Regions from separate parts of the Mus musculus genome. Here regions 1, 2, 3, 4, 5 and 6 are each linked to region 7. The links are chromatin loops, found by intact Hi-C in ENCODE. Cell type or tissue: heart. All regions are shown on one strand. Region 1 has its middle 20 kb from the start of Pdp2. Region 2 holds the start of Cmtm3 (CKLF-like MARVEL transmembrane domain containing 3). Region 3 overlaps Dync1li2 (dynein, cytoplasmic 1 light intermediate chain 2). Region 4 overlaps Cmtm1 (CKLF-like MARVEL transmembrane domain containing 1). Region 5 holds the start of Dync1li2 (dynein, cytoplasmic 1 light intermediate chain 2). Region 6 has its middle 24 kb from the start of Car7. Region 7 holds the start of Cklf (chemokine-like factor).

Region 1 (4,000 bases), 320 kb before region 7:
AACATAACTTTTGTTCAATGCCCCGTCCTGTTTATATAGAGGCTTGGGATGAGTAAGTTAAATGCAGTCTCAGAGAGTCACTTGGGAGTCTGCAGTCTCTCTTTCCTGGTATTGTCTGCTCAATTGAGACAGACCATTTTCCTGGAGAGGATGTTTCAGCCCAACACTTCCTTTCTGGGGCTCACTGAGAATAGTTTGAGCACAGCCACCTGTACCCTCCCAAGAATTCTGTTTTTACAACCAAGGCACTCATACTGTCAACCTCACTAAGTAGCTCAGGTTGTCCTTGAACTTGCTGGATTGCCCAAGCTAACTCTGAGCTCATGATTCTCCCTGCCTCAGCTTTCTTTCTGTGTGCCCAGACTACCCAGAGGCAACGCCATAACCAGTGGGAAGCGTTTTCTGCCTAGGAAACCAACTGTAGTAGTTTGAATGAGAATGGCAGTTATGGGCTGAATATTTGATCCCCAGTTAATGGAATTGTTTGGCAAAGATTAGATGTAGCCTCACTGGAGTAGATGTAACCTTGGAGGAAGTTTGTCAGTAGGGATGAGTGTTGAAGCTTCGAAATCCCATTTCAGATCTAATCTCTCCCTCCCCACTCCCCTCCCCACTCCCCTCCCCCTCCCCCTCCCCTCCTCCTCCTCCTCCTCCTCCTCCTCCTCCTCCTCCTCCTCTTCTTCTTCTTCTTCTTCTTCTTCTTCTTCTTCTTCTTTCTTCTTCTTCTTCTTCTTCTTCTTCTTCTTCTTCTTCTTCTTCTTCCTTCTTCTTCTTCTTCTTCTTCTTCTTCTTCTTCTTCTTCTTCTTCTTCTTCCTTCTTCTTCTTCTTCTTCTTCTTCTTCTTCTTCTTCTTCTTCTTCCTTCTTCTTCTTCTTCTTCTTCTTCTTCTTCTTCTTCTTCTTCTTCTTCCTTCTTCTTCTTCTTCTTCTTCTTCTTCTTCTTCTTCTTCTCCTTCTTCTTCTCTCTCTCTCTCTCTCTCTCTCTCTCTCTCTCTCTCTCTCTCTCTCTCTCTCCTCTGCCTGCTGCCTGTGGATCAGGAGGTAAAGCCCTCAGCTACTGCTCCAGTACCCTGCCTGTCTTTGTGCCATCCATGGTGATCATGGGGATTAAGTCTCTGAAAAATGTAAGCAAGTCCCCAATTAAATAATTTCATTTATGAGAGTTGCTTTGGCCGTGGTGTCTCTTCACAGCAACTAAAACACCAACCAAGTTGCTATTTGGTCTTCTGGGGGGAAGCCAGGGTATAGGTTAGGGTGAGGGGATAAGAGAAACAAGGGCTTACCCCTTTTCGTATGCCTCCAGAAGACCAATGCCCTCTTCTGTAACTCTGCAGTACATGTGCATGACTGCCCCCCCCGACACATACATGCACATGGGTTTTTTTAATATTTATTTATTTATTATATGTAAGTACACTGTAACTGTCTTCAGACACTCCAGAAGATGGCATCAGATCTCACTACGGATGGCTGTTAGCCACCATGTGGTTGCTGGGATTTGAACTCAGGACCTTTGGAAGAGCAGTCGGTGTTCTTAACCGCTGAGCCATCTCACCAGCCCCCACATGTTTTTTTAAAATGTAAAAACTTTTACCTACTTTTATGTATATGAGTGTTTGCCCACATGTATGTATTTGTACCACATGTGTGCCTGGTGCCCTCAGAGGTCAGAAGAGAGCATCAGATTCCCCCCAGAACTAGAGTTACAAATGGTTGTAAGCAACCACAAAGGTGCTGAGGATTGTCTCCAAGTCCCCTCCAAGAGCAGTAAGTGCTCTTATCTGCCAAGACATCTCTCCAGTCCTATTAAAAAAAGAAAAGAAAAGAAAAAAACTAATACTCTAAAACTAAAAAAAACTAATTGGCAGTGACATAGTTGGATGGATTTTGCACTCCGAGTTGCAAATGACTCGTATCCTTTCTTGAAAATGAGTTTGGAGACGAGTGAAAGAACGGCCTTGGGAATTTGGCGTGGGTAGAGGAAGCAGGAGAGGCCCTTCTGAGTAGTTGAAGTATGGGTTCTGGCGGCACTTTCACTTGCAATATCTATAAGCAGAGGCTGCCAGAAGGGGGCGCCTCAAGCTCGCTCATCGAAAGGAAAACCTTCAGTGGCTCCTAGGTCATCAAGCAACGACCCCAATCCGTTTGTGCTATTTAACGAAACAGTAACTCTCCAGGAAATTGCGAGTGCCAGAGTTCCCTCTCTGCTTCTCCTAGGGAAGCCCTGGCTAGAGCAAGCCCGTAGGCAGCTCCAGGCATTGCGAGGGACCAGCTGGCAGCCTGGGATGTGCATGAGGATGGGGACGTGCAGGGTATCAACGTCCCAGCCTCCTCTGGCTGGAGTAACCCGGCCTTGGCCTGAGCAGTTGCACCCTGCATCTTGATGTAGGTAGAGCGTGGGGCTGGAATTGGCCAAGACAGAACGTGAAATAGAAAAGGCTGATTGTGACCAAGAAGAAAGGACGCGTTGATAATGGTCTGTGCTTTCCCCCTCCCTCCCTCATTGTGCTAGCCTGTTTATCTGTTAAGAAACGTTTAATGGGGCAGGAAGTTAACAATGCTTAGTTCTGGAGAATGAAACTGTAGGAACTTACACACTCTTTACGGTTTCATTTCGTTGACTACCTTGCCGTGGGGAGATACGGTGGAACACTGACTACTTCCCTAAGCTTGCACCGAGGAAATGGCTCAGGAGGGGGCTGAGAGCGCCCCCTGGCCCTGGGGATGGGGACTCTGTCTCTGTCTGATTCTGTCTCTGAGTTCCTCTTTGTGTGTGTGTGTCCGTCTGTCTATCTTTGTCTGTCTCTCTGTCTTTCTGTCTATCTCTGTCTGTCTCTCTGTCTCTCATACATATCCTTCCCTTCCCCTTCCTCCCTCCATTCATCCATCCCTCCTTCCTTCCCTCCCTCCCCTTCTTCTTCTTCTTCTTCTTCTTCTTCTTCTTCTTCTTCTTCTTCTTCTTCTTCTTCTTCTTCTTCTTCTCCTTCTCCTCCTCCTCCTCCTCCTCCTCGTCCTCGTCCTCGTCCTCCTCCTCCTCCTCCTCGTCCTCCTCCTTCTCCTCCTCCTCCTTCTCCTCCTACCCCTTCTTCTTCTTGTTTGGTTTTTTGAGACAGGGTTTCTCTATATAGCCCTGGCTGTCCTGGAACTCATTCTGTAGACCAGGCTGGCCTCGAACTCAGAAATCCACCTGCCTCTGCCTCCCAAGTGCTGGGATTAAAGGCATGGGCCACCATGCCCTCCTCCTCCTCCTCCTCCTCCTTCTTCTTCTTCTTCTTCTTCTCTCTCTCTCTCTCTCTCTCTCTCTCTCTCCCCCCCATCTCTCTCCCCCCGTCTCTCTCTCTCTCTCTCTCTCTCTCTCTCTAGAGGTCAGAAGATTTGCAGTTTTCTCCTTTCACCACCTAAGTGGAACTCAATTCCTCAGGCTTATAGGTAAAAGCCTTTACTATCTGAGCCCTCTAGTGGCTGGGTGCAGCTGTTGTCCTCTGGGAAATCAGGGAAGACTCTTTCCTGTAAGACTTTGGAAGAGATCTAAATTTAGAAAGGAAGAACATTTCCTACAGAGCAAACAGCAGGGGCAGAGGTCCTGACCTGGGACACCTTGGATTCTATGGTCATTCCTGCCTGCTCTGTCTCCAAGCGGGGGGGCCAGGACTGGATAAGATTTAAGAGCACAACTCCTCTGTGCTTCCTCTGAGTTCTGCTCTTGTTGGACTTGATACCACAAAATGCTCTAAGATAAAGAGCCATGGCCCACTCCTTGGAAGGAGCGGCAGTTGGATGGATTTCTGCTTACTATTCCCAGTTACACAATGGCCTGGTTCAGGCTCTGGGGAATCCTGCAGCAAACGAATTCCATCCCACCTCACAGAAGTCTGAATGTTTCATAGAGGAATACCTTCTTAGTGGTGAAGCCTCTGACATCTATGAGCTCATGCACTTTATGTTTGGTAAGGTGCCTGTTGTGATTTTAGTTACTGTTATTAATGTGTCTCACTGTCCAG
Region 2 (4,000 bases), 89 kb before region 7:
CAGCTCCTACTGTATTTCCTTGCCAAAGGCTGCTCGTATGGCTCTCCTCTTTTCTGTACCCATTCCCCTCAAAAAAGTCTGGTTCTGGGCTGGCGAGATGGCTCAGCAGGCAAGAGCACTGACTGCTCTTCCCCAGGTCCTGAGTTCAAATCCCAGCAACCACATGGTGGCTCACAACCATCTATAATGAGATCTGACGCCTCTTCTGGCCTGGCTGAAGACAGCTACAGTGTACTTACATATAATAAATAAATTTGAAAAAAAAAAAAAAAGAAAAAGTCTGGTTCTGGTGGCACTCCCCTGCCCCAACCTCCTCCCTCCCCCACTCCTGTTTTCTCACTCCCCAGTTCTTGGTGGCTGCTTCTTCCTCCAGCTTTCTATCCAGGTCAGACTCCCTACTTGCATGAGACCAAGGGGGAGGAATGACTGGGGGAGGCTCCCCTATACCCTATGAGCTTACTACCCTTCATATTTTCTTAGGCCTGTCTTTCTGGCACCCAGCTAGGGCAAGGACATCTTGTGACTTCTGGTTGGCACTCACTCCTTTTCCATGAAGGGGTACTGGGCAGGTAGGACTGAAGCCAGTGGCCAGTAGATTCAAAGACCCGCCCCACGCCTCCCAGAGGCTTCCAGAGATCTGAAACGGCCAGAAAATGGGCTCTAGGTCCGCTTGGCACCTCATTTAGGAACAAAGTATTAGGTTCTACCGGAGACCTCAGGGTTGATGCTCCTTAGTAGGTCCTGGGGTACAACGGAGAGGTCCTGGGGCAGAACCCCCCTTTTGCCCTCAAGGATATCCTCAAGGTCACTGGATGAGTCACCTGCCAAGTTTCCTAGCAGTTAAAGACACTGTCTCTCCTATCCCCAACTCGAAGTGGGAGCAGGTCGGATATTAAGTTGCTAGGTATCTGAGCAACAAGTGGCTGTCACTATGGTCTGTTTCCTCCTTCCACCGTCCCTCCTCCCACCCCTCTCCCCATCTCCATAGGCTCCATGCCAGTTCCCGCCCCACACGTGATGATGAGTGTTGGGAGGACAAAGGAGACCTTCCTATCCGGGTGGGGACAAGCAGGGAGGAGGAAGGAGTACAGCGCGGGAGGGGGGAAGGAGGGCATGAAGTCACCCCGCAGGCTCGCCACCCTGAAACAGTGGTCCGCCTGTGTCTTCACTACGTGGCCCCTGCCTCACCCACTCCCCGGGGGCACATCCCACTCCGTAGGATCTTCACCACACAGGCGGCTAGGTCTCAGCCTAGGAGGTGGGAGGGTGTGCAGGGCGGGCGAGGCCAGAAGAAGCTTAGCGAGCGCAGCAGTCCCGGGGACTCAGAGAGGGCGGAGGCGCTCGAGGTCACACAGCAGCCGAGCTGCGGCTCCAGCGGGGACCAGGACCCCAAACCCTTGACTTCTGGTCCCTTTCGAGGGCCTCGCAGACTGGAGAATCCGGGAAGAACACGGCTCGGGCCTGATTCTGACTCGAGCTCCGCTACAGAGAAGTCGTAGCAAGCTTGGGGGCGGTGGTCCAAATTCTCCTGGGCTGGAGGTGCAAGGCCCCAGGCTGGGGCGCGGGTACCGGGCTTCACGCACCCGGGGAGCACACGCACTCACCGACTCGGCCAGCAGGAGGCGGCCTTTGAGAGAGCAGAGGAAGGCGCGCGCGGGCAACAGGGCTCGGAGTCCCGGCACTGTCCTGCCACTTCGGGGGCCATGCGCGGACTCTGGATCGGGCTCTGGCTCTGCGTCCGGGGGCCACATAGCGGCGCTATCTGGTCGAGCCTGGGCCTCACTGCCTCACCCACCGCCCTGGAGGGAAGCGGAAACCCGCTGTGCGGAAGAAGAAAAAGTGGAGTTAGACTAGGCCGGGGACTCATCCTCCGCTGTCCCGCCCACCTCCCCCATCCCCACCCACAACTGCCCCTCGAACCCTGCCCCGCCCATCCTCCCTCCGACCATTCTCTACGCAGCCCCCGTGTTCCGTGGACGCTGCCTTACCCATCCGTCCTGTGGATCCTCCCATCTCCTCCTCCCCCACTCCCCCTCTGCCTACGTCCTGCCCATATCCTGCTCCATCCTTCCAACCACTCCTCATTGCCCCTCAGATGTAGTCCAGTCTGTCTCTCTCTGTCTTCTCTATTTCCACTTACTTCCTCTGCCTCTTCACTAGCCTTAGGATCCTTCCCTGCACCTTGTCCTTTCATTCTCAGTTCCCCCTCGATCCTGTCCCGCCCACCAACCCCGGCGCACCCCACAGTCCCTCCGACCCTGCTCTTCTCACTTCCCCACCCATGAATCTTTGCACTACACTGCCCCTCCGACTATCCTTGGCCCTCTATCCTCCGGTCACTTCTCATTCTTCACCCCCTCTACTGCCCCCCCCCACCTCCTTTACCTGCCCCACCTATCTTCTGCCCCATTCTCGCACCCCTTCCCATGCAGCCTTCTAGCACCTACCTCCCCACCTCCCGCACTCACTATTTCTGCTACGTCCCGGGGTGACACAGATTCTGTACCCAGATCCTCCCAGTCCCCTCGCACTCCAGCTCTCTGTTTGCTCTGTGTGGCTGGCCTGGAGTCTTCTTTTGTCGTTTGACTCCTTACCCCCCCCCCCCCCCCCCCCGTCCTGACTGACACAGACCCACTTATCTGCCCTGAGCGCCCCCTAAAGCGACCACCTGTCCTTGCTCAGCGGTTCTGCTCTTTAAGCTCGAAGTAACTTACTGCCTAGACAACTCCAGGACAGGGACACTGCCCCCATACCCCACCCCCATCTCCGCTAAGTCCTCTCCAGGCTTGGCTCTAACCAGGCGAGATCAGTTCTTTCAGAGTGCTTTCCCCTTCTTGGCTCCTCTCAGAGTTTTCCTACTACTTCCCAGGCCACCCTCCCGCTAGTTCTTGGCTTGCCCATCTTCCTCTATTTTACAGGCCACGCTCCTGTCAGGCCTCAGCCAGCCCATCCTCCTTCCTGGCCTCTTTCGTTAGCTGCCCAAGGCTTGGGTTCGTTCTGTGCTGGACTAACCAGAGATCTGGAATTATCCTTGTTCTCCCCCACGGCTAGCCCATCATGGATGCTCTCTTAATACCACTAAGTCTGCACTCCTGCCCCATTAACTATCGTGAGGCTCTTTAAGAGACTAATGCTTTCTTCCTTGTCACCCGGATGCGCTAAGATCACTAGTCATGATCCCTCCCACTGCACCCTCAGGAAAATTGATGCTTCCTCTTGCCACGGGGACTTTGTACATCTGTCCTTTCTAACAGTGTGTGTGTGTGTGTGTGTGTGTGTGTGTGTGTGTGTGTGTGTGTGTGCATTTTCTTGTGTCTGGGTGCTGATAGAGACCAGAGGTGACTGTAGCTGTTTTTGGCTACTTAGTGGGTTCTTCTTTCTTCCACCCTTCTCCATACCTTTCCTTCCACACTTTCAACCCTCTAACACTAGATAAGAGAGAAAAATGGATAGAGAGGAAAGGAGAAAGGAAAGGAAAGAGATCCCAGAATAAAGTCAGGGGTTGGAAAGGGGCAACATTATTATTAGTCCTTCTTGCTGATTGGGGCAAGTTTGAGCTTTGCTGTCAAGATAACTAATTTTTTCTTTGCTCATATCTATTTAACCAACTGCAGCCAACACCAACCAATCAACAGCCCACCCTGCTTCTTGGGATCCTAGCATTTATACACCCTCTGAAAAGTTCCCAGAATTCCAAACGCCACACAAGTGCCTAAACTATCTGCAGCTAGCAAAATCATACTCCGCCAGAGCACGAGACAAATCTCAGTCAGCTGCTGAGGATAATCTGAAGCATCCCCCATATCCCACCACTTGGGATTAAAATAAAAACAAATCCTTAGAACTATTTCTGCGTTTTCTAAGGAAACCAAAATTCCAGAATTCTCACTATGGGTGACTGTCCATATTATTTCTTGAGAATATATATCATTGAACTTGGAACACATGGGATTTCCACTAAACTTACTTGGTCAATGAGCCCCAGATGTTCTGTCTCTGC
Region 3 (4,000 bases), 180 kb before region 7:
ACATTTTAAAATAAAAGTTATTTTAGGTTTAAAACCCTTCTGAGAACAAAGAAGGCACAAAGTAAAGGAAGTGTGCTGCATTTTCAAGTGCGGTTCAGAGGCTTGTTTTTCCTTCCTTGGCTTCTGTGCAGTTACATCAGCTTCTGTCCCTGTGCCAGGGAGATGGGAGGGGCACAGGGAGCGGAACCGGCAGCCGCAGCGCCTTGGCCAGTGTGAGCTTGGCTGCCCTGGCTCGGTGCCACGGGATGACATCACCCCCTTTGGTGAATTGATGAGGGCTCTGGAGCATGGCACACAGTATCTGCACACTCACTGTCAGGGAAGTTTGATGGCGCTTCTCAAACTGGCTTTCCTACTGCGTGTCTCCTGTCGCACACTTCATCTTGCCCCCTGCCCGTCATCAGCGCAGCCGGAGCCTCACACCTTCCTCCTCCCCTGGCTGCGTGTGTGCCTCCCGCCTCATCTGCCCTTGGGGATCATGATTGCCAGGCCATTCATCTCGCCTCTCTTTAGCCACTGACTTTTCTAGATGATGCCTCTTTTTCTTGCAAAACAGCGATGCTAAAGACAGCTCAGCAAAATAGTTGTGAGGCTGAGGCGCTATTCTCGAGCACTGCACACAGCGTCTTACCCAGACTGGTGAGCTGATGTACCGCAGACTTCAGTTTGGGTTTGACAACCTTACAAAGGTTGATTAAAATAGAAAAAGCCACATCAGCCGAGGGCACCACTCTTTCTCAAATAAGGCAAGTGTTAGGTGCTGGGTGTTTGTTCTGGGTGCTCTGGGGAGGCAGCAGGCAGGAAGGACACCTATTCTTGGGGAGCTTGTGGAGGAGACACTGAATTAATTTAATGGTCTTAGTCATTGGCGTCTATGTCACTGAGGATTAGGTTTAGCGACGTAAGACAGAAAAATGGAGGGGAAAATGGCTTAAAAAGTTCTGGGGGGTTTATTTGTCAAGGAGAGGAAACCTAGAGGCGGGCAGTTTGCAAGTGGGGCGCAAGCCTGGGAAGACAGCTCGGGAGCCCTGCCTCCTCTGGACTCACGGCTTCTGTCACTTTGAGGGTGTGGTTCTCTTCCCTTTGACAATTAAACTTTAAACAATATGTCGGTGTTCCAAGCAGCAACATGGAGACCGGGAGGCAGTGCTGAGGTGCGCCTGCCTGCCTGCCTGCTCTCTTTTTAAAGAGGTTGAGAGTGGAATCTTTTTGGCTTTTCGTAGCATGTGTGCGCTTGCACATACCTGTGCAGCATGACTTTGAAAAGGTTCTCTCCTCCCACTGCAGGTACCACGGGTCAAACTCGGGGTTTCACGTGACCACTTTGACTCGCTGACCAACCCACCTTTCCCCCTTGCTAGTCTAGAAAGCGTCTTCATGCCGTGTTGGGTTAGCGGGGAGAGGAGAGAGAACACTAGAGGGCAGGGCATCTAGCAACTGCTGAGCCATGTCTGTGACTGAGCATCTCGGCGTTCACAGTCCCTGGTCTGTGATATTTGGAATGGTAGCCGTGCCTTTGTGCTTGGTGAAGGCGTGCTTGTATTCACGCTGGTTTTAGCTTACTTTAGAGAAGTAGTTCTTCATGTTCTTGCTCACAGGACGGCTGCCTTTCAGATTAATTAGACTCTCTGGTGTTTTCTTATTAAGATTTATTTTAGTTTCGATTATGGGGGGCACAGTGTGTGTGCATGTGAATGGAGCTGACAGAGTGCTGGGGCCTCCTGGAGCTGGAGGCGGGTGTTGGGCAGTGCTGGAAGCGAACTCGGTTCCTTGCAGGAGCAGGGCATGCTCTTAGCTCCTGAGCACCTCTCCAGCTGCCTTTAGTATCATTCTCGACAAGTGAGCCCCTCTTTACAGGCGGGTTCCTCTCAAGCTGCCTGCTGTGGGGCAGCTTTGTGACCAGCCACTGTGACCCAGAGCTGGCAGAGGGACAGCAACCTTGAGCTGCCAGAAGGTGGTGCTTGATGCTGCAAAAACTGGATGAAGACAGTATAAGGAAGGGCTGGGCTGGGTTGGGTTGGGTTTGGTTAGGTTGGGTTGGGTTGGGTGGGGCTGGGCTGGGTTGGGTTGGGTTGGGTGGGGCTGGGTTGGGTTTGGGCTGTTTTGTTTGAGGAATACAGCCCGTCCTAGCGTGGAAAGCACAGTGGCAGGAGCCTCAGGCAGTTGCTGGTCACAGTACATCTGGAGTCAGTAAGCAGAAGTGAATTCCAGTGCTAAGCTAGTCTTCTCCTTTTTAAAAATTTAGTCTAGATGCAGAGACTCTGGGATGGTGTAAGTAAATCATAAACCATTCTGGAAACACCTTTACAGGCACACCTAGAGGCGCGTCTCCTAAGCGGTTTATTTGCTTATTTTTAATGTCTGTGTGGCTCTGGTTCACCTGGGATTCACTAGAGTGGGCTGGCCTTAGAGAGATCAACCTGTGGCCCTTGACCCCTTTAGGGGTTGAACCTCCCTTTCACGGGGTTGCATATCAAATATTTACATTGAGATTCATAACAGCAAAATTACAATTATGAAGTAGCAAAGAAAATAATTGTATAGTTGGGTGTCACCACAATGTGAAGAACTGTTTTTTTTTTTTTTTTTTTTTTTTTTGAAGTGTTGTAGCATTAGGAAGGTTGAGAAGCACTGATTTAGAGTAACTAGTTTCCTTCAGGACTTGTAGGCTACTCTCACCATGTGACCTATACAGAAGACTGAACTGGCGGGCTCCTGGAATAGGTGATCCGGCTGCTCTACCCCCTCCCTTCCCACTGTAGCTTAGCTCACCTCTATCTTGACCCTGGCTCTGCCCTGCTCCCTGTTGGGGAAGCCCTTGACAAATGCCTTCTCTGCTCTTGGGCAATCAGATGTCACCCCGACAGTTAACCACTGCATTTTTTTATTGACTTGACTGTTAAAAGAGAAATTCCTTTAAGCTCCTACAACAACATCACATTTTCTGGCTATGTTCAACATAGTATGGAGATGACCTTGGTTGATTTCTTTTTGTTGACAATGAAGTTTGACCCATTAGTCTCTGCCTTTGTGAGAAACAAAGGAAACAAAGGAAGGGATGTTGAGATGGCTCAGTCTGTGGCTCAGTCTATAAACTATTGCCTGTGGAGCATGAGGACCAGAGTTTAGTCCTCACCCGTGTAACAGCTAGGTGTGGGAGCAGCAACAATCCTAGCACTGGGGAGGAGATGGGAAGGTTCCCGAAGCCAGTCATGCTAAATTGGTGAATTCCAGGTTCAGCAAGAGACCCTGTGTCAAAAAAGAAGGTGAAGAGCAATTAAGTAAGATGTCACACTCAAGAACTTATGTACATGTGTACTTGATGGCGCGCACGCGCGCCCCCCCCCCCACACACACACAGACTGAGCTTTGTCTAGCTATGATTTCAGAGTTTGCATGCACTGGTGGCTTGCTCTCTTACTTTGGTGGGAAAAAAAGTTGCTCACCTGTTAGTAGAAGGGGAACAGAAAGAGAAGAGGGCCTGAGGGTGTAGCTCAGTTAATAGAGGGCATGCATGAAGCCCTGGGTTCAGTACTACATAAACCAGGCACAGCAGCTCTGCTTGTAATCCCAGTACTAGGGAGGTAGAGGCAGGAAGACCAGAAGTTCAAGGTCATCTTCCTTATATAATGAGTTTGAGATCAGCATAAGAATATGCGTGCACGCATGCACACACATACCTACGTGGGTCAAGAGGGAAGAAGGGAGCTAGGCAGTGGTGGCACACGCCTTCAATCCCAGCACTTGGGAGGCAGAAGCAGGCGGATTTCTGAGTTCGAGGCCAGCCTGGTTTACAGAGGGAGTTCCAGGACAGCCAGGGCTACACAGAGAAACCCTGTCTCAGAAAAAAAACAAAAAACAAAAACAAAAAAAGAGGGAGGAAGGGGGAGAGGAAAATGAGAGCAAGCCATAGTAGAGCCTTTACAGGCACAGCCTTAATTAATAACCTGCTTCTTTCATATAAGGTTCCACACCACCACCACCCCAGTAGCTCATTCAG
Region 4 (4,000 bases), 52 kb before region 7:
GTACTCTACCACTGATCTGCATCTCTGTCTCTTAAGGCTCATTTTTAGTTTAGCTGTCTGAGGATTTAGCCTGCCTGTGTGAAAGTACACTTCAAGTGTGCCTGATGCTCCTAACAGCCAGAAGATGGGGCTAGATCCCACGCAAATGGAGTTAGAGTCAATTGTGAGCTACCACATGGGTGCTGGGAACCCAACCCAGGTACCCTGTAAGGATCACCATGTGCTGTTTCCCACAGAGCCATCTCTTCATTCGTACACCTCCCATCTTCTCTCTCTCTCTCTCTCTCTCTCTCTCTCTCTCTCTCTCTCTCCCCATCTCCTTTAAAAAAAAGATTTATTTTACTTATATGAGTACACTGTAGCTGTCTTCAGACACACCAGAAGAGGGCATCAGATCTCATTACAGATGGTTGTGAGCCATCATGTGGTTTCTGGAAATTGAATTCAGGACCTATGGAAGAGCAGTCAGTGCCCTTAATCACTGAGCCATCTCTCCAGCCCTCTTCCCCCTTTCTGAAACAAGATCTCAGCATGTTTTCCAGGCTAGCCTTGATAGCACTCTGTGGCACAGGCAGATCTTGAACTTGAGAACTTCTTGAGGAGATGGAATTATAGGCCTGTGCCCCCAAGCAGCCTCAGTTCTTTATAATACATTTTTTTCTAACATTAAAGTGGGTGGGATGCTAGTGAGCTAGACCACACATGTTTTCTTCAACTTTAATATATATATATATTTAAGCCTATTTCTTCAATGCCCTATCCAACACCTTTTATCACATAAACTTCTATCTCTGAAAAAAATAATAACTATATCCCTGAAGATCCCTGCCAATCAAAGACAAGTGTTCAAAAAGTGTCTGTCCTAGAGTGGATAATTGAAGTTTAAAGGTTTTGAAGTTACATTCTCACTCAAAGTTGACCATTCTCAACTCTGCATTGCAGGATCTGATCAACTCTGCCATTTCAACAGTATTTCTTGGAATAGTTGGTATAGTAGTCATTGGGAAAAAAAATACAAAGGATCTATGCTACGCTGGAGGGGTAAGTAGAGGCCTTTACGGTTCTGCTTGAGACCAGTGTTCTATAACGATGAAATGGTTCAGTGAGTAAAGCCATCTGCCACCAAGTCTAATGACTTAAGTTCAATCCCCGCCCCCCCCCCCCCAGGATAGAAGAGACAGACACACCCCAGTACTCCAGCCTCCACAAGTGCATCAAGGCACACATATGCACATCCACATACAAATACAGTAATACAAATATTCTAATCGAAAATAGTATGAGTATTTCAGGACCTGGAAAAGGGAACTGGAGAGCCATCATGGTGTCATTAACAGAACAGAGAAGATTTATTTATTTTCAGTTGTGTGTGAGTGTGTGTGTGTGTGTGTGTGTGTGTGTGTGTGTATGTGTTTAAGTATATGTACATCCATGCAAGTGCCTGAGGAGGTCAGAAGAGGACATTGGACTCCACGAAACAGGAATTAAAGACAGCTGTGAGCCTCCATATGGATCCTGGGAACCAAACCTGGTTCCTTGACAAGAGCAGACAGTGCTCATGACCACTGAGCCATCCCTCCAGACCCCCTTCTCTTTCTTGTAGTGACTTCCTCAAATGGTGTCAAGTTGTCTGCCCTGACCTGCAGGGACCGGAGGCAGGGGAGAGAGAGTGAGAGGGACAAGAAACACAAAGAAGGAGAGCAAGAGACAATCTGACTGATCAAGCTCTGGAAAACTTTATTCTGGGATGGCAATATAAGCAAGAGGAGGCTTCAAGGGAGGGGGGAAGAGCCCGGGGGCTCTCCCAAGGTCAGGGAGCCATCTTCAGCTCCTGGAACCAATGGTCACAGTGCCCTCTCTACCCACAAATATTCTTTCTGTTATGACCATGAATGTTCTCTCAGGGCTGTTTATGTAAGCTAGAAAATTTCCACAAGGCCATGGCTGAAGCCATGGCTCCCGGCATCTCCTCCCTTCTAATTATTTCCACCAAGGCCCTAAGGAACTGGGCTGATCAGTAGCCATCTCATCCTTGGATGAGTGGGCGTTAACCAGCGGGGGTGGGAGGGGGCATTGACCCGATTTCTCCCGTGGGTACCATCAGGACCCACAGTCATGGCTCTTGGTATCTTTTGGGGAGGGGAGGCAGAGCCTTAGAAAAATCCTTAGGATAAGGTTGAAAACAGATACCAACCTCCTTGCAAACCAGGTTTGCCTCACGGGGAATTCAGAGATGGTCCGTATGAGACCTTCCCCTGCGGTGCTTAGCCTTGCAGCCCACGCTGGTGCCCATACTGGATTCATCTGATCAAGAACCAGTATGCACAGGCCTGAATCCTATGCAGCTCCTGAAGGAGAATTATCAACCCCAGGTTTAACAAGGCCTCTATCAGCCAAATCAAGTCTATGATAATGAATTTGCAAGGGTCTTGATGCCATGGAATCAATCTGCTGTTTTACAAAACCAGTATTTCTGTTAAAAATAAAAGGCCTCAAAGTTACTAATAATAAAATGCTTATTAAAGGTCCAAGGAGGGGCATCAAGAGGGTGAACATGGAGGACTTCCACCAATTATCAGCAGCGGCTGAAAACTGTTTTTTTCTGGAGCTCAAATTACGTTTATGTAACTGTTGGATTCTACAATGCCTGCCTCATTCAGAAAGAGACAGGTGCCATCTTTCTCAGCTGTCAGCAAATCAAATGCTCAGCAACTTGGGTGAGGGAAGTTAATTGTCTCTGTAAAGAAGCTGAAAGACTCAATGGAGGCTTCCACTGCCAATGCAAATTGTTGGGATAATTTGGCGGTGGTGAGAAGAGAATGGGTTAAAGCTCCTCCAGCCAAACCGGCAGCCACAACAGAGGTTACCAAGGAGACACAGGCCACTACAGGGAGGAAAACAGCTTGCTTTATTCTAATATCCAGGGCTGGGCTGGGCTGGGGGCTATTCCAGCTCAAATACTCAGGGGAGTTAGCAAGGTCAACTGAAGAATTAGGGTCATGGGAAGACACAGCAATTCTTTATCTATGTTTTTGGAAAGAATTTTAGTAAGGGTACCATTACACCAAAAAGCAAGCAAACAAAAAATACTGTTCAGGGGCACTCAGATCCTGTCTAGGCGAACTAGTTTGATTGCACAAATTTTCATTGGGACTAGTATAGCAGAATTTAAATTGCTGTTGTTCAGGGATCAAGAACAAGGATACTTCAAAAATTTGGGAAAAAGTCTTAGAACTGGCACCAGACATATTCCAAGAGATGTGGTAAGGGACAGCTGTCCATGAAGGGTGTCCTAATGCAGCACAAAGGAAGCAGGCTGAGACATTTCCTAATCCAGTAATACTGGCAAGTACCAGGCCCTCTCTTAAGAGAGATAGCCAGGAAAAAGGGTGATGTGTGGACAATGTGGAGAGCTTTGTACCCAACTCCTTTTCTTTATTCTGTATCTGTTGCTATTCTAAGAAGCTCATAATTTTTTCCTTGCAAAACTAGGGCAGAAGTGCCTGTAGCTGCACCTCTCACAAAAGCATATAGAGTTCTAAATCTTTAGTAATTAATTTCTCTATCAATAGTGAAATTTCCTCCAGCAGGTATATCCATCAACTTAGTGTTGTTTACCATTACCACAACTTCTAGGGCTTCCCATACTGTTGGATGTAAAAAGGGGTGGATCAGGGATGTAGGCCCAATACAGCTTCTCTATCATCATTGTCAGGACACTCTTCAAACTCACGCTCAGCATCATTCTTTGTCCCAGAATCAGCATGTGTCATTAACCACTCTGGCAGCTAGCATGCTCCTTCAGCATCCTGTAGAAAAAACACAAACATGCCCTCTTCCCCACACTCAGAGGGTTCCTTGGCATTGAAATTTAAAATTTTTTGTGTTGTACAGGGATATGATTCCCCTTTTTTTGTTTTCAAAAACCAATTTTTCCGAGTGTAATGTGCATGTTCAACAATTCCTTGTCCCATGGATTATAAGGAATTCCAGTTTTATT
Region 5 (4,000 bases), 190 kb before region 7:
TACCTAAAGTTACCCCTGATCAGCACAAACCTGTCTTTCTTTTCTCCATTACTTCTCCCCTTTTACATCCAGTCTCCCCACTACCTTCTCCACTCAAGAAAAGCAGTCACAGCTGCTTGTTCTGCTGTGAAATATTGACTCTCTGAAAAATAGGATTTAAAAAAGCAAAAAAAACAGAAACCTTGCAGGGCAGTGGGGGCACTCCTAGCCCTCCAAAGGCAGAGGCAGGTGGATCTCCGAGTTCAAGGCCAGCCTGGCCTACAGAGTAAGTTCGAAGACAGCAAGGGCTACACAGAGAAACCCTGTCTCAAACAACAACAACAACAATAAAATTGGTAAAGCAAAGCCAAAAGTATTGTTAACTGTGGTGGTAAAAATCATTCACAGTTTAATAAAGTCTACAAAGGAGGAGATGAAAAACAACATTCTGAGGATTTGTGATAAACTTTCAATGAGCATCCTGAAAATTAAGCCATATAATAGTTGAAGAAACATGGCTGGAGAGATGGCTCAGCGGTTAAGAGCATTAACTACTCTTCCAAAGGACCTGGGTTCAATTCCCAGTACCCACAGGGCAGCTCACAACCATCTGTAATCCCAGTTACAAGGGGTTCAGACACTCTCTTCTGCCCTCCACAGGCATTGCATACACATAGTGGACAGATATGCAAGCAGACAAAGCACCTATACACATTTAATAAAAGTAAAACTAAAAGAGTAATGACTGGAAGTGGCAGGATACCACCTCTAGAACTGGGTCTTGGGGCTGTTTTGAGACAGGGTATCTTAGGGTTAGTGCTGTGATGAAATACCATGACCAAAAGCAAGTTGGGAAGGAAAGAGTTTATTTCATCTTACCCTTCCAGATCATAATCCATCATTGGAGGAAGTCAGGACAGGGTCTCAAGCAGGGCTAAAACCTGGGGGCAGGAACCGATGCAGAGGCCATGGAGGGGTGCTGCTTACTGGCTTGCTCAGCCAGCCCAGGCATGGCACCACCCACAATGGCATTTCTTCAATTGAGCTTCCTTCTTCCCTGATGACTCTAATTGACACACAAAACTAGCCGGCACACAGGGTCTCACTATGTAGCCCTGGCTACCCTCGAACTTGCTATGTAGACCAGGATGGCTTCAAATGTATAGAGTTCCTCCCGCCTCTGCCTCCTGAATGCTGGGATTAAAGGCGTGTGACACCATGTGCAACCATTTTAAAATTAATTTTTTTGAAGTAGGCTCTCACATAGCTCATGCTCAACTTAAACTTACCAAGTAGTCTAAGACTTCTGATCCCTCCCCCTCCCCCCCTCCCCGCCCCCACCAGCTGCCCATTGCTGGTATGACAGGACATGCAAATATCTATGTCCAGTCATTTTTTTGTGGATCTTCGTTCATGTTTGGCCCATTTTCTTTTAAACTTCTGAGCTGTAGTTTCCTCACCTCACTTATTAAGAATTAAACAAGATTCAATGAGATCGCTTTATAAATATGGTTGTCTAGCTTGAGTTCATTCCAAAGCTTGGACTTGCCGCATCAGAGGCTGCCCTGCAGGGGTCGCCAGCGCGCTCTCGGTCTGGTGGCGTCCGCGGCTCCACCTCCCGCGTAAGGCTGTCCGGCTGGCTGCCTGACCCAGCAACGTCCCTAGCTGCGGCGATCCCACGTCCCGCAGACGCACGAGGACACCGCGGGCCCGTCGGGACGCGCTGGATAACGGAGCTTCTGCGGCGTTGCGGGCGGGCAGCGCGGCCCGGCCGGGGTCCTTGCGGGTCCTCGGCGGGCCCGGGGGAGGGCCCTCTTTGTGGCTGCAGTTGGCAAGATGGCGCCGGTGGGGGTGGAGAAGAAGCTGCTGCTGGGTCCCAACGGGCCCGCAGTGGCGGCCGCCGGCGACCTGACAAGTGAAGAGGAGGAAGGCCAGAGTCTATGGTGAGGAGCGTATAGAGCCGCAGATGGCGCGGCCGGACCGGGAGCGGGCCGGAGCGGGCAGGACCGTGGGCAGACATTGATGGGCAGTCGTGGGCCGAGCGGTCCTAGGCGGTCCCGCGCTGACCACTCTTGTCATTGTCGCCGCAGGTCTTCGATCTTGAGCGAAGTGTCCACCCGTGCCAGGTCCAAGCTGCCGTCCGGCAAAAACATTCTGGTGTTCGGTGAGCAGCGGGGTACTGCCCTGGGGCGCAGGGGTGGGTCAGGCGGCGCCCCTCCCACTGGTTCCCAGGCTTCTCCACCCTTAGCGCCTGCTTGTCGCTTGCCTGCCTGGGAGGGCACCCTGGACTCTGGCAGGGTAGCTGCTGAGTCTCCAAGCCCACACCTCTACTGACCCCCTAGAATGCAGCTCCGTTTGGAGTCCAGTGATGTGATGTGGGCTTGGGGCATTGGGGCACATTCCTTCAGTCTTTTGGCTGAGCCTTCTTCAGCCTTGACTCGGTTCATCGGTTAGCCTTGTGCTCACCAAGTTGAGGATGTGGAGGAAGGAAAAAGAGGATGTGCAGGCTGGATGGAGAAGATGAGGGAAGTAGGTGACCTGGACTGGGAAACTGAGGAGATGGACGAAGTCTTTTCTTCAGTCTTCATGGGCAGGCAGCAGAGCTTGGGAGTCAGCCCCAGGAACTTTCTTGCATAAATCCTGCCCTCACTGCTGGGTTGCCCAGTCAGTCATTTAACCTCTCTGGCTTCAGTTATCTCCTTCAAATGAAAGGGATTATATGCGTTCACCTGCAATGCTGTTTGTAGAGTAGGAAATGAGGGCTGAGCAGTGGGACAGTACAGACAGTCTTAGACACCCTGAAAGAATCCCAGTGGAGCCGAGGCAGATGTGTGCGTGGTTGCATCGCATCTCTCATGTCAAGAGCAGACTGCTGTGGGCGCATCACACTGCTTGATGTGTTGAGAGAGCGCTTGTGGAATCAGGTATCTTGAAGGGTAATTGCCTAGGTGCAAGCACATCAAGATAGTAGGGTGAATCGTTTGGGCACTGTCAAAAGCCTTTTTTTTTTTTTTTTTTTTTTTTTTTGCAATAGAGGATAAAGATGAGGTCAGATCATGAAAGTCTGGAGGACTAATCGGCTTTCCTGGAGACTCCTGATTTTCAGATTTTTATCTTCTTCCACCCTTCCCCAAGCCTTATGGAAATGACTGCATGGTGATGTCCGTGTGTTTCTCTCATCCAATGGCCAGGGTGGTAGGTTATAGCCAGGTCTGTGCTTTAGGGAGATAACTCAGGCTTCCTGGGGCCAGCTAGGTCAGAATGAACAGGAGCTGAGGTCATGCTGACAGGCGCTCTTCCAGGCCCCGGGTGGATTGTGGCCCTCGTGAAAAGGGTGAGCATTGTGGAGGAAGGAAGATCCTCGTGGACTGCCTTTCCTTTCTTATGTTCTCAGATTCCATAGTGTTGAATCCAAGGATGCCCAGAGATGTTTGGTAATGGTTCTCGTTCAGGTTTAGAGTGCATCTAGATGAGGGGGTGGCTATAGCTAATCCTAGGGAGATGAGAAAGCACTTGCTACTGAGACTGTACTTAGGAGCTTCACCTAGGTCGGTAACCCTCCCCCTCCCCCGTTTCCAAGCCTTTAGGGTGCTTGTGAAGTTGTTCTACAAATCAAATGTGTGTAAATTACATAAGCGTCATGCCTTGAGGCAGAGCCAGGTTTTTATTTTAGTGTTCCTAGACTTTTGGGGTTAGTTGTGTTTTGAAGAGTTCTTGTGGCGAAGATTTATTTTTGTGGGAAACTAGCCTCATCTCTCTGACTTTCACTTCTCTGGGATGTAGGTAGAGCTGGTGAGTTTGCCCTGTTCCTTCCCTTGTGAAATGAAGAGAATTGCAGCAGAAGGTCATTTGCCATCTTGGGTTGGCTGTCTCTGCCAGTCACTCTTAAAAGCAGGTCTCCTTTGTTGATGAGAGCGAGTGAGAGAGACCTTAACAGGCATGTTTGAGATTTCTGGTTGTTCCTTATTGTGTTGGTGTTATGACTGGCTGTCTTTGCGCAGAGCGATACATGGTATACTTT
Region 6 (4,000 bases), 310 kb before region 7:
GAGAGAAACTTTAAGCCTTGAAAACTTGCCTCTTAGCTTGTACCCAAAATGCAGTCTGTGTATATTTATTATGTGCCTTCCAGATAGCCCTGCTTCCAGTTGAGAACTCTGATCCTGTGTCCAGATTGGACCCTGACAGCTTTTGCATTATTGAAAGGTAGAAGGTGCGGCCTCGTTAGAAGAAGTCGGTTCCTGGGGACTCCTCTTAGGGCTTTCCCTTGCTCCTTCCTAGGTGCCATTTTCTCTGCCTCCTGGGTGCCCTTCCCGAGAGAACTCCTCTCCTCTGCCATACTCTCTCTGCCATGATGACTGGACCCTCTAAAACCATAAGACAAAACAAATCTTCCCTCCTTGAAGTTGCTTTTCTTGTCTATTGGGTCGCAGCAATACAAAATATTACACCTGTGTCTTAGTTAGGGTTTCCATTGCTGTGAAGAGACACCCTGACCAAGGCAACTCTCCTAAGGACAACGTTTAATTGGGGCTGGCTTACAGGTTCAGAGGTCCAGTTCGCTATTATCAAGGCCGGAAGCGCAGCAGCATCCAGGCAGAGAAGGTACTGGAGAAGGAGCTGAGAGTTCTACATCTTGATCCAACTGCAAACAGAAGACTTACAGCCACTTGGACTCTAATGTCAATTTGGGTCCCCCAAAATTAGTTTACACGAGTGGGTCTATATGTAGCTTCTGGGAACCTGCCCCCAGTTAATTCTGTCTGGTAAACAAAGATGCCAGCAGCCAATAGCTGGGGAGGAGAGGTAGGATGTAGGGTTTCTAGGCTTGGGACCAGAAGGAAGTAGGAGAGAAGGAGAGACACATGCCATGTCTTAGGACTAACAGAAATCTTGTCAAAAAAAAAAAAAAAAGGATTAGGTGATTCAAACTGACTTTACCAGATTGTCCGTAGTAAAATGAATGAATTTGAGCCTTGCTCTTGGGACTTTCAAATCTCCTGGAAGTTTATCTATGTATCAGGAGTTGTCTGAGGGGCAAGTTTGAGTATTTCAGAATGCTCCAAACATCCCATGGTGGGAAAGAAGAGAACTCCCCCACCCTACCCCCAAGCTGGGGTTTCTCTGCCTGTCTTAGGTAAAGGCTTTTACTCAAATAGGACAGTCACGTCCTATTTGACACTAATAACTTGGTGGGTGCTGCTTTTGTGAGCCTGGTCCCCTGTGGGAGATGCATGGGTGGTGTGTTGTAAGCATACTGTTACACGGAAAACCAAACATTCTCTCATCAACCAAAGGCCAAATCCAAAGCCTGCAGCTTCTATTTGATCAAGCTTCAGTAGAAGACTGAGCACCCACACTGGGCATTTTTTCTCCCCTGTGGAGGAGGGTGGCTCCACTAACCCTGAGGCTCGTGAATGGACAAGAAGAGCCTTAACCACAATTGACACTTGATTCTCCAAGAGTTCGTAAGCTTTGGCATAGTCTACCCTGTGTGGTGTGAGAGCTTGGCAGGTGGGGGCCTGCATTGCCATTGGCCGGAGGCGTGAAGTGGGCAAGGGACCTCCGCTGAATTTAGGGTCCCCGTTTCTTGATTCTAGTGAGTGCTGTTGGGCAGATACCTCACCTCCAGCTGTGGGGTGATTGCAGAATGAGGATGGGGCATATATGTGGGGTGTGGGGGTGGAGCTGGCCTCCTTTCTTCCGCTCCAGAGTTATTTCTGTCTGAAGAATTAGGACCTGTGACTGTAATCAGGGCACCCCCATCTCCAGGCTATGCTGAAGACTGGGTCAAATGTAATTTTTTTTCTCTCACATTAACCTCCAGTCTCACAGAGCTACCTCCAGAACCTTCTCCTTCCTGTTCCTCTCCCTGGAATGTCCTCTATGTCCCATGCCTTTTGGGGGATACAGCCATTGACTCAGTCCTCCACGCAAGCCCTTTCAGTCAGTGGCACTGGCCAGCTGGCCACTGTATCCACGGTGGCTACCTTGGCCAGCAGAGGAAGCAAGAGCTGAGAACTCCAGGAAGAGAATAACCAACAGCGAGAACATAACCAACAGCAAAAATATGTCAATAGTCTGTTAGCCAGTAACTTGCTGGTTCCCCACCCCCACCCCGCCCCCTCATAGCCAGGCTCTCCAGCGACCCCTAGCGGGTGCGTTACTAACTAAGATGAACCAGAGACCAAACAGCAGCCTCATATGTGGCCACTAGGGGCGTAAATATGGCAAGGAGCCCCAGAACTGCTCACTTCACAGAGTAGGGACGTGTGTGTGTGTGTGTGTGTGTGTGTGTGTGTGTGTGCGCGCGCGCGCGCGCGCGCGCTTTACCTGCTGCCCAAACGTAGCTAAGCACTAGGAAATGACATTATGTATCCTGGTACAACATAACAAGTGTTGCGAGGTTACTTAACTTCTTCTAAGGACACTAAGGAGTGACATCAACTGAGACTTAGCTTTGAAATCGGCCAACCCTGTCTCCATCTAAACCAATCTAACCTCAGGGTGTCATCTGCAAAATGAGAATAGTCTCTGTCTCTCTGTCTCTCTCTCTCTCTCTCTCTCTCTCTCTCTCTCTCTCTCTCTTCAGGTGTGCTAGTATATGCCATTAATCTTGGGAGCAAGGCAGGAAAGTCATGAGTTCTAGGCTGACCTGGGCTACCCAGTGAAATATTGTTTCAAAAAAAACAACTGTTTTTAAAAAATCATGGCACACACCTGTTATCCCAGCCCTGAGGAAGTGGAAGCAGGAGAATAAGGAATTCAAGGTTAGTCTTGTCTATATAGCAAATGTGAGACCCTCTTCAGCCACACAAGGCCCTGTCTTAAAAAGGGGGGGGGGGAGGGCTGGAGAGATGGCTCAGCAGTTAAGAGCACTGACTGCTCTTCTAGAGGTCCTGAGTTCAATTCCCAGCAACCACATGGTGGCTCACAACCATCTCTAATAGGATCCAATGCCCTCTTCTGGTCTGTCTGAAGACAGCGACAGTGTACCCACATACATGAAATAAATAAATAAATCTTTAAAAAAAAACCAAAGAAACAAAAAACCTGTGCGCTGGAGAGATGGCTCAGTGGTTAAGAGCATTGACTGCTCTTCCAGAGGTCCTGAGTTCAATTCCCAGCAACCACATAGTGACTCACAACCATCTGTAATGGGATCTGGCGCCCTCTTTTGGTGTGTCTGAAGACAGGGACAATGTACTCACATACATTAAATAAATAAATAGATAAATCATTAAATAAATAAACTGATTTGAATCTGACTAAATGGATCATTGGTGTATCACTGGTGTGCCACAAAGAACAGGCCCTCAGAGGCACCAGAGAAAGGTACTGCAAAATAATTTGTGTCTCACATTTTAAAGTAAGTGTAGCACGAGGGATATGAGCGGTATCTTCCACATTGTCACCTGTCATTGGGTATTTATTTTATATTTAATTACACTTGTTAGGGCTCCTGAGTCCTCTTGGTGTGTTATTTAGGTAAAGGTCTTACACGAAATGTCCCACAGAGGCCACCAAGAGTGGGACTCCACTGTCCATTGGGGGTACATTTCCTGTATGGCCTGGAAGAGTCAAGTCAGAACTGGGTGTACAGGGCCCCAAAGATAGTGGGTCCTGGAAGGTGTTCTGTGGAGCATCCTGTGTGATGGGAAGCAATGCCCACATAGAATTTCGGAGCTACCCGCCTCCAAAACCAACCTGTTCCCTCAGGACCTTGCTAGGGAGACTGAATCCTCAGTGCCTTCACCTCCCCCTCAGCTTCAGGCCAGGCCCAGGCCTCCCCTCAGTCCCTAGAGTCTATCCTAGAGTGTCTAAGAGAATATAGGGAGATAGGAACAATGGGGTTGGAGACACTTCTGGAATTTGGCGAGGGCAGGGGTGCCGGCCCTTGAGACTGTGTGATTGCTATCTGATGTTCAAAGGACCCATGGAATGTTCTTAAGGCTGATGGCTCTGCCCTCAACGACTAAAGTCTGCGTTCTCATTCCACTTAATTTGGAAACACAAAATAAGTTCCCACACTTCCCACAGACAGCAAAT
Region 7 (4,000 bases):
GCTCTGGCAGAGGGCTTGGATTTGTTTTCCAGCATCCCATGGTGGTTCACAACCATCCATAACTCTGCTGCCAGGAGATCTGATGCCCTCTTTTGACCTTCAAAGGCACCAAACACTCGTGTGGTGCATATAAATACAGGCAGGCAAAACACTCTCACATAAACGGAATAGATCTAAAATAAATAAATAAAGCAAGCAAGCATCTGGGTGGTTGGGTGGTAGAGACAGATGAAATGCTTGTGAGTTTTTCAAGACCAGCCAAAGACATGCTATGCGAACCTGTTAAAACCCAAATGGGGCTGGAGAGACAGCTCAGCGGTTAAGAGCACTGACTGCTCTTCCAGAGGTCCCGAGTTCAATTTTTAGCAACCAGTTGGTGTGGCTCACAACCATCTGTAATGGGATCTGCTGCCAGCTTGTGGTGTGTCTGAAGACAGCTACAGTGTACTCACATAAAATAAATAAATCTTTAAAAAAAACAACAACAACCCAAAACCAAAAAAAAACAAAACAGAACAAAAAACAAGTTATATTAAACTTAAACTCCTCCCCCCTCCCCAACTATCTATCTGTTTCAATGTTCTGGAGCTAATGTAAAACTCCAGGTGGCCAGTCACCTTCTTGATTAAATAAGGCAAAGGTAACCTCTCCCTCTGCTCCAGAGTCTTTTTCTGAATGTCTCATATGAATCATAATTTGGAGCTACCTCTCCGAATCACGGATTTCTGACACGGGGAAGGTTTCCTATGCAATTAATTTTCCTCATTCACTTGAAGTTTGAATCTCCTTTACAACATCCTCTTTAGTGCCCACCCGTGCCTTCTGTAGTCAGGGAAATACTGTCTTCTCTGGCGGTCATTTAAGTTTGTCGCCCCTTCAATATAATAAACTCTTCGTGTTATGTGGAAACGTTACCCTTGGAACTTTTAACCATCTCATTTCAGCTCTCCAAATTTTTTGAACGGCTTAACTTTTCTTTGAGTTTTCTTACATTCCTTTTAATATGGTAGTTCAGTGAAAACCAGGGCTTTTAGGTATGGTTGAGGAGAAAGTTGTATTGTAGGTATGACGGAGGATACAGTCAGAGGTATCTGGAAGTGGTCAGATTGAATTGAGCCATGAGAGGAGAGGGCAGGGGAGAGAGGAAGAGGAAGAGAGGGGGACGGGGAGAGGGAGAGAATCAAGAGGACCAGGAGAGGAGAGTGTGTGTTGGGGGAAGGGGGTGGGGTACCAAGAGAGTCTGCAGAGATGGCCAGTTTATATGGAAATGAGAAGCTGGGAGAAGGGAAATGAATCCCAGCCTCTGGGCTGGAGAGGTTTAAGGTAGGGGCGGGGTGAGAAGTTCTGGGAGGAGCTACAGGTACAGAGTGAACCCAGTCCCTGGCCGTTTGTACTTCTCTAACGAGCTGAGAACATTACCCTTTAATAATGATCTCCTTTCTCCAAAGTGCTGTCCAGAACAGACTGCAATGCCCCTGTTAGGGCTTGGAGCCCTAATACGGGCAGTTTCCTCTTTGCTCTCGCTCTGGGTTGTATCCGCTCTAAGTTCGGTAACATCCAATGTCCGACTTACAGTAAAAGACCACCAACTTAAAAAAAAAATCTTAAAAAAATATTTATGACTTTTGAGTGGTGAGACTATACAGCGCCTGGTCTGGTAGAGGTTATCACCAAGTTCGTAAAACAAGTGAAGGGTTTTCGGATAGACCCATGGGCGTGTCCCTACATCATCTGAAGGAGGAAGCCACTCTACCCTATAGTTCTTCTCCGGTCGAACTGAGCCACAGAGCAATCAATGCCTTGCGTCTGGAAAGGCGTGGCTGGAAACCAGGTGGCCGAGCAAACGCTGCTCCAGGCTTCCGAACCCAGTCTTCTCTACCCCGGAGCACTCCTGACTACCGACCGCCCTGCATTCCCGCCCTGGTCCTCACCAACCGCAGGAACTTCACAAAGCATTTCAGAGTACAGCAGAAGGGCCGACGGCTTACGACCGGCCGTGGAGTCTCCATCTTGCCCACAGACCCAACAGTCACGCCTCTCTTTCAAGCCTTCTCGATTAATGGCTCTTTCCAGGACTCGCGCCACCAGCTCAACTGCCGGGGCTGGGCCTGCGGCACCGCGCTCAGGCCAAGTCCGGGCGCGCCTGCGCACTAGCGCGGGCCGCCCACTGGCTCCGCCTCCTGGTCTCTTAAGTTCCTAACTCTTGCTGACACCTGTCTAGCCTAACCCAAGCCAGGTCCCCACCACTGCTCCTCTGCCCTGGAGCTTTCCTGTGGAGAAGCACTGTTGGAGTAGGCGAGAAAAACCCAAGAATGCCAGCCCAGCCTCTTCGCCATTTGAGCATCTCAAATGCCACCTCCTTAGGATTTCCCTTGGTTACCTTGTCTAGTCATTCCTCAGCATTTTTTTTTTTTTTTTTTTTTTTTTTAGATCCCATCCAGATTACAAGTATAATATCCCCCAGGAAAACGTTGATTCACTGGTAGTAAGTTAGACTTAGGCAAGAGAAGTTCCGATGTTCTGTTAGTCTGGTTGACCACGGATAATGAAAATGTATAGTTTTATTTAAAAACTAAAAGGCTACAAGAAAGGAATTTGGCCGTTTTCAGCACAGAAATTATTCCGAAGAGACAGACTTATCCTGATATGAATATCACACAATGTGCACATGTAATAAAACATCCAATGGTATCTTGTAAATAAATACAATTATGTATCAGTTAAAATAAAAAATATAAATTCTATAAAGCAAGGATCTGTCTGCTTCTCTGCTCGAAGGGTCCCCATGGTCTGGGCCACTCATCAATAGCTATAGAATATATAGCCTGAACTTATGGCCTGGCCCTGTTAGTCTGTCCTTGCTCTCAGAACGTGCAAGCCTGTCTCTAGAGTACTTTTCGCCTCCCACTGCTGTTAGTTGTCCCACAGTTTATAAAGTGCTCCGGTGTAGCCAGGACAAACCATCTTGGAGCATTTCATGATGATAGACACAGGAAGAATATGTCACTTCCATTATGTGAATTAAGTCTCATGATTTCTTTTGGAGAACTGAATAACCACCCGTCCTAGTTTGCTTCTCTGTGATAAAACAAACACTGACCAAAAGCAATTTGGGGGAAGAAAGGGTTATTTGGCTTACAGGAGGGAAGACAAAGTAGGAACTCAAGGCTGGAACCGGAGGCAGAAGAAGCAGAAGCAGAAGAACTAAGAGTGTTTATCAGCTTCAGTAGTTCTCTGGTTTGCTCATTCATAAAGACCCGCAGCTCACCTGCCCAGGGACAGCATTGCCCATAGCAAGGAGGCAAAAAACAAAAACAAAACAAAACAACAACAACAACAAAACCCCTCCTTCATCAATTAGCAACAGGAATATGCTCCACAGACATGCGCACAGGCCAATCTGCCGCAGCCAGTTTCTCAATTGAGGCTCCCTTTCCCGAGGTGTTTCTAGTTTGTGTTGCCTTGGTAAGAATTAACTAGCCCACAACCCCAGTCCATTTAGATCTCTTTGGATCCTGCCCATCTAAGATCTGTTCATTTGGCTGAATCTGATCAACAGTTACCAACAATCTCACCCCAAGACGCTCACACACACACACACACACACACACACACACACACACACAACTGTCGACTTTGAATTTGAAGATTTTATTTGCCTTTACTAGGTGCCTAGCAAATAAACAGGAAGCCCTGTTAGGGTGATGGCTTTTTTGTTACAGATCTAAAAGAGTAAAACAAAACCCAGAAAATGTCTTTCTTCATTTTGCCCAAGACGACTGCCAGCATCTTGCCACCTGGAAGAAGTGGAAATCTTCTTTACACGCATTGTAACTGCCCATATACAGTCAAGGCGGCAACATCTGGGCTTATTGGTCTTGAATGGGTGAATTATAGTACCCAAGCTTATTTTTGCTTACAAGTTGGCCTTACATGCTTTTTTTCTTATCCCTTTTTTGTTCATTCAGGGGAGATATTCGTTATGCTTTCCCGAGGAACA

Evidence for each region. Hi-C counts contacts between places; a loop is a spot of excess contacts. Peaks named below come from ENCODE experiments on the same cell type or tissue, not always from the same donor. Only the 100,000 strongest peaks of a DNase experiment are listed, where the experiment ranks them.
Region 1: it touches region 7 in a loop (4-fold over the local background); 7 of 42 quality-filtered maps call a loop at or near these places.
Region 2: a loop joins it to region 7, with 5 times the contacts of the local background. A loop is called at or near these places in 18 of 42 quality-filtered maps.
Region 3: it touches region 7 in a loop (2.2-fold over the local background); 17 of 42 quality-filtered maps call a loop at or near these places.
Region 4: a loop joins it to region 7, with 2.1 times the contacts of the local background. A loop is called at or near these places in 6 of 42 quality-filtered maps.
Region 5: it touches region 7 in a loop (3-fold over the local background); 17 of 42 quality-filtered maps call a loop at or near these places.
Region 6: it touches region 7 in a loop (2.2-fold over the local background); 6 of 42 quality-filtered maps call a loop at or near these places.

What each region holds. Positions count from the first base shown.
Region 1 is chr8:104,569,301-104,573,300 of GRCm38, reverse strand. No RefSeq gene overlaps it. Among named protein-coding and RNA genes, the nearest start is that of Pdp2, 20 kb to the left of the region's middle. In heart, CTCF peaks have their summits at 2,053 (motif pointing right), 2,730 and 3,474 (motif pointing left); DNase peaks (open chromatin) are centred at 2,180 and 3,600; H3K4me3 peaks cover 969 bases; H3K27ac peaks cover 367 bases.
Region 2 is chr8:104,338,500-104,342,499 of GRCm38, reverse strand. Cmtm3 (CKLF-like MARVEL transmembrane domain containing 3) reads right to left here and starts at 1,906. Exons shown (of 5, transcript NM_024217.3): 1 at 1,605-1,906. The coding sequence starts at 1,751. In heart, a CTCF peak has its summit at 1,619 (motif pointing right); DNase peaks (open chromatin) are centred at 1,089, 1,869, 2,579 and 2,949; H3K4me3 peaks cover 2,932 bases; H3K27ac peaks cover 2,870 bases.
Region 3 is chr8:104,432,444-104,436,443 of GRCm38, reverse strand. The region is part of intron 4 of Dync1li2 (dynein, cytoplasmic 1 light intermediate chain 2); the gene reads left to right. Among named protein-coding and RNA genes, the nearest start is that of Dync1li2, 8.6 kb to the left of the region's middle. In heart, a CTCF peak has its summit at 1,936 (motif pointing right); a DNase peak (open chromatin) is centred at 203; H3K27ac peaks cover 340 bases.
Region 4 is chr8:104,300,584-104,304,583 of GRCm38, reverse strand. Cmtm1 (CKLF-like MARVEL transmembrane domain containing 1) reads left to right here. Exons shown (of 4, transcript NM_181990.2): 3 at 943-1,041. Among named protein-coding and RNA genes, the nearest start is that of Cmtm1, 7.6 kb to the left of the region's middle. In heart, no CTCF peak of the experiment used is centred here; no DNase peak of the experiment used is centred here.
Region 5 is chr8:104,440,617-104,444,616 of GRCm38, reverse strand. It overlaps Dync1li2 (dynein, cytoplasmic 1 light intermediate chain 2), which reads left to right and starts at 1,570. Exons shown (of 13, transcript NM_001013380.2): 1 at 1,570-1,922; 2 at 2,070-2,143. The coding sequence starts at 1,816. In heart, a CTCF peak has its summit at 1,547 (motif pointing right); DNase peaks (open chromatin) are centred at 1,806 and 2,196; H3K4me3 peaks cover 2,092 bases; H3K27ac peaks cover 1,399 bases.
Region 6 is chr8:104,563,225-104,567,224 of GRCm38, reverse strand. No RefSeq gene overlaps it. Among named protein-coding and RNA genes, the nearest start is that of Car7, 24 kb to the right of the region's middle. In heart, CTCF peaks have their summits at 1,912 (motif pointing right) and 2,125; DNase peaks (open chromatin) are centred at 1,534 and 2,154; H3K4me3 peaks cover 286 bases.
Region 7 is chr8:104,249,027-104,253,026 of GRCm38, reverse strand. Cklf (chemokine-like factor) reads right to left here and starts at 2,166. Exons shown (of 4, transcript NM_029295.3): 1 at 1,932-2,166. The coding sequence starts at 2,009. In heart, a CTCF peak has its summit at 2,213; a DNase peak (open chromatin) is centred at 2,146; H3K4me3 peaks cover 1,562 bases; H3K27ac peaks cover 1,273 bases.